Linked DNA regions of Homo sapiens: region 2 is linked to region 1. A link is a loop called in an ENCODE intact Hi-C map of the cell type or tissue named here. Cell type or tissue: sigmoid colon. All regions are shown on one strand.

Evidence for each region. Peaks named below come from ENCODE experiments on the same cell type or tissue, not always from the same donor. Only the 100,000 strongest peaks of a DNase experiment are listed, where the experiment ranks them.
Region 2: a loop joins it to region 1, with 7 times the contacts of the local background. A loop is called at or near these places in 2 of 110 quality-filtered maps.

The regions. Positions count from the first base shown.
Region 1 is chr20:1,843,578-1,846,077 of GRCh38, reverse strand. No RefSeq gene overlaps it. Among named protein-coding and RNA genes, the nearest start is that of SIRPA, 51 kb to the left of the region's middle. In sigmoid colon, no CTCF peak of the experiment used is centred here; a DNase peak (open chromatin) is centred at 1,197; H3K27ac peaks cover 915 bases.
Region 2 is chr20:1,932,583-1,935,082 of GRCh38, reverse strand. SIRPA (signal regulatory protein alpha) reads right to left here. Exons shown (of 8, transcript NM_001040023.2): 7 at 329-368. Among named protein-coding and RNA genes, the nearest start is that of PDYN-AS1, 13 kb to the left of the region's middle. In sigmoid colon, no CTCF peak of the experiment used is centred here; DNase peaks (open chromatin) are centred at 132 and 1,492.

The DNA of each region.
Region 1 (2,500 bases):
CTCTCTTGGATCCCCCAATCCCGAGGGGCATCAGGCGTGTAAACCCAATCCCTGTGATCAGGGATAGAGATGGCACAGGCCGGGGACAGCCTGGAAGAGGGGCACTTCCTTTGCCTGCCTGTCTAGCCACTTGGCCGATCAGAGGGACAAAGTCACTGGGCTGTGAAAAGTCCAGCTGGCCAGGCCATGGCAGGAGCCCCCTCCTGCTGGCCCTTCCTCCAGTCCCCACCCCAGCCAGCCACATTTGCTCTTGTCAGGCAGAGGAGGCTGGGCACTGCACATGCGGGGCTAAGACTGAGGTTGTGCACACAGAGACGTAGGTAAGGTGTGAACTTAGGCATGCCAACTTGCATGCTACGAGGCATATCAGCTGGGGCAAGTGTGCTCAGTCAGCCAGATAGACCCAGACAGACACATGCACGCAGAAAGAGCCCTAACATCACAACGGCTCACACATGGCTCCTAGTATGTGCCAGGCATCAATCCGAGCATTCCACATATATTCATTTGTTTGATCCTCACAACAACCTTATAAGGTATGTTTTATTAATATGCCCATTTTACTGATAAGGAAAGTGAAGCAGAGAGGGGGTTGAGTAATTTGCTCAAGGTCATACCCAGTAAGTGGCAGACCTAGATTCCAACCCAGGGAGTCAGGCTACAGAGACAGAACTCTTAACAGCTGTGCAGATCCATGAAACACATGCACAATGACACACACTCATTTTGGACATGCAGACATGGATACATGCCTCCTGATGAACATGGATACCTTCCCAGGTATGTATAAACACAAAGACAAGACGATGTATAAACACAAAGGGATGTATAAACACAAAGACAAGGGATGTATAAACACAGAGATGTATAAACACAAAGACAAGATGAAGATGCCCATGCACACTTGCATTCACACAGTTGGGGAGGGCTAAGTAAACCACTGTTTAACTTGTGGGCAGCAGACTCAAGACCCCTATGCAGCCATAAACACTCAGGCAGACACACTCAGAGGTAGGAATGCACATGCTGTGTGTACACGTGCTAAGACTCCTTCCACAACCAACACACAGAGAAACGGAAAACAGCAATCACGATGGATTCTTATAGTATCTGCTCAGGCTCTTAGCTGACTTCTCAGTTTCCCTTCCTCTCTACGGCAGCAGCAGCCCCAGAAGGGTGGGGGCTTCCCCCATGTGATTCCCCAACGTGTTTGGCGCAATGCCTGGTAATAACATACGCTCACCCTTTCTGGCTTTCCTCACTAGAAAGAGTGTCAGGCCCTTTGCAGTTAAAAGCTTCACTTTACAGTCAGACAGGCCCAAGATATTGCTCTCAGCTGCCCTACTTGTGAGGCAAGGGATTTCACCATTCCAAGCCCACCACTCTCCCCCTAGAACGTGTCCTAGCCACGGTGGCCATTGCTCCTGTACACCAGGGATGTGCCCACCTCAGGGACTTTGCACTTGCCTTTGCCTGGATAAATCCCTGGCTAAGTACGTTTTGTGTTGCTATAGCACTATACCACAGAATGGGTAATTTATAAAGAATGGAAATTTTCTTTGGCTCATGGGTTGGAGGCTGGGAAGTCCAAAATCCAGGGGGGCTGCATCTGGTAAGGGCCTTCTTGCTCCATCATCCCATGGCAGAAGGTGGAAGGACAAAGGGGTTGGGAAAGAAAGAGAGAGAAGAAGGGAGTCATACTCATCCTTTTATTAGGAATGCACTCTCTCTTTCTTTTCTTTTCTTGTCTTTTTTTTTTTTGGAGATAGAGTCTCACTCGGCCGCCCAGGCTGGAATGCAGTGGTGCAATCTCGCTCACTGCAACCTCCACTTTCCAGGTTCAAGTGATTCTTCTGCCTCAGCCTCCTGGGATTATAGGCACCTGACACCACATCCAGCTAATTTTTGTATTTTTAGTAGAGACAGAATTTTGCCATGTTTGGCCAGGCTGGTCTTAAACTCCTGACCTCAGGTGATCCGCCTGCCTCAGCTTCCCAAAGTGCTGAAATTACAGATGTGAGCCACCACGCCTGGCCTAGGAACCCACTCTGTCAGTAACCCACTCCTGTGATAACAGCGTCAATTCATTCATGAAGGCAGAGTCCTCATGACCTGATCATGTCTTTAAAGTGCCCCTCTTAACACTGTTGCATTGAGGATTATGTTTCCAACACATGAGCTTTAGGGGACACAGTAAAATCAGAGCACCCCTTCACCTCCTTTAGGTCTTAAATGTCACCTTCCCAGTGAGGGCTTTCCTGGTGTCGCTGTTAAATTGCAAACCTCCACTCACCTCCCTTGCTCTCTCTACTCTCGCCCCTTCACTCTGTACACTTCTCCATTCTGTTCCCTGCCCCAACAGACTTGTTTTAATTATTTATTTATTGTTCATCTGCCCCACTGAAGTGTAAGCTCCATGAGAGCAGGATTGCTTCTTCACTCTGGTGTCTCCCGAGCCCAGAACCATGCCTGGTGTGTAGCAGGAGCTCGGTGACTCTGG
Region 2 (2,500 bases), 89 kb before region 1:
GGCAAATGTAGAGAGATGGGAAGGCACGATCCACACTAAGGGAGCTGCAGCCTGACTCCAGGGCACCATTTTCATAGGACGGATTGTGAATGGTGCCCCTGGGGAGTTGTGCAATGGGTCGCACTGAGTCATGAGGCTGCAACAGCCACTCTTGGCTGCAGTAGAGAGAAGGAATATGCACAGGACATGGGGAAAGCTAGGAGTGTAAGATCCTCCACCCTCCACCCCACAAGGAGTCTTAATTTAGAACCAGATCTGCAATTCCGGTTGATGTGAAGCAACCACGCCACGGAGTTTCCCAGGAAGGGCATCTCACCAAGGACTGTACCTGTGTTATTTCTCTGGCATTCTTCTCGGGCTCATGCAACCTAAAAAGGAAAGAGACACACAGATAAAAATACCCTCACTATCTCAAGTGCTCATGCAAACTGATAAGAATAACATTTAGGCTCCATTTTCTATATGGGTTGAGGACATGAACGAAGGACTCATAACAGAAATACAACTGCATATCAAATGTTTGGACAAAGGGGTCAATCTCACTAAAAAGGAATTCTAAGCAATGCACTATCATTTTTTTAACCTACTCTATTGGCAAGGATCTTTAAAAATTATAATACTTGGTGCTGGGGAAGCTATGGTGAAATGAACTGGAGCTTTCATACGTCACTGGTGGGAGAGGCAAACCAGTACAATCCTTTTGGGAAGCAGCTGGCAAAATCAAGAGCTTGGAAGATGTCCTCATCCTTTGACTCATAATTGCACTTTTTTTTGGGGGAATTCAAAATATAGAAAAAGCTTTCAACACAAAGGCATTTGTCAAGGGCTGGATGGGGGAGGAGGTTTATGTCTTAGGGCTCTGCCAATTGGGACTGGTTAGGGAAATTAGGATAAATCCACAGATAAAGATTTAAAAGGTTTATGAGGAGGTTTTTTTTTTAAGTTAAAATTGCTTACATTAAAATGATAAGTGAAAAAGGAAAATTCTCTGTAGGATTATCTCAATTATGAAAAATGTGTGGATAACACTGGAAGGAAACATAGCAAAATGCAAACTGCAGTGGTCTTTGCATGGTATTTTTTTTCTCCTTTTTAGTTTCCCATATTCTCCAAATGTTCTGTATTATAAACATCTATGTATCATCATTAAAGAAAGAAAAGAAAAAGACCAAGATGTCCAAGTTAATCAAAGAAGTTGTTCGTGCACTTGCTTCTGTAATTGGAGGTCATGACTTGACTCACTGGAGGGTCACGGTCAAGGTGATGAGCAAACCAGAGCCACTGGCTTGGCAGAAGTTGTGTAAATTCTCAAGCCGGCAACCCCGGGGATGTTAGCATGGATAATGTCAGAAATGAGCAGTGGGGCTTGGCAGCAGGGTTATTAATGGATTTGGCATGAGTGCTTGGCTCTGAAAGCAGTTCTGAGACATGACAAGCCCCACGTGGCCACAGAAAGAACCCTCCAGGAGCAGGGGCACGTCTGCTGGGGAAGATCACGCAGATCTGTCCCCACACTACTGGCCTCCAGCCCTCCTGGAGCTTCCCACTGGCTGGCTGGTTCAAGTCCAACTCATCGCCCTGCTCAGAGTCCCACGTGGTCTGACGTGCTGCCTCCAGGCTAATTCACTGCCCTGCCCTCATGTACCCACTCATCTGCCCACCAGATATTTCGGGGGGGGGGTGGCATTTGATGTTATGTACTTCATGCTTCAATAGCAGCCTCGAAGGACCCCTTTGATCATTTTTCCTCTTGGCTAACTTTCCTGTTTCCTTCAAGACTCAACTATGGTGTCACCTTGTGATGGCTCTGCTGACAGTGCTGCGCTGGCTGGGCTGCCCCTCCATGACAATCTCAGATCTCCTGTCTATCTGCATATCTGGTTTCTATTGCTGTCTGCCTGCCTGCCTGCCATGCTTCCTCACCACATGTGCTCAAAAACAGTGACTTGGAATGAATGCCAGTCAGGCTGCCCCAGGGCCTTTGCATGCTCCATGCTGCTGCCTCTTAATCTGCTTTAATCCTTTTCTTCCTTCAGATGCTATTTTTAAACAGCCTTTTCTTGGGGAAATATTCACTGAACCCCCAAACTCCATTCTCAAAACATTGGGTTCTTCTCTTTCAAAGCAATTTCAGACAATAACCAATTATCATTTTCCCCATATCTGTGTCTCCCCTGGATTTTCCTATTTCAGTGAATAGCTCTACCATCGGTCATCCTGTGCTCAGGCTGGAGAAGTGGGAGTCAGTCCTGATTCTTCTCTCTCTTCCTTTACAGCTCTCATCTAATCCAACCTAGGGCTCGTCGGCTCCACCTCCAAAATATCCATCAAAGCCAGCCACCCCATCCTCTCCACCATCCGAACTCCCCTGATTCCTGAAGAACCTCCTCCTTGATCTCCCCACCTCTATTCCTGCTTCCCTGCCCTCCATTCTCCCTATCTGAAATGCATAAGTGATGTCATGTTACTTTTCTGCTCAGAATGCTCAACCCCTCTATAA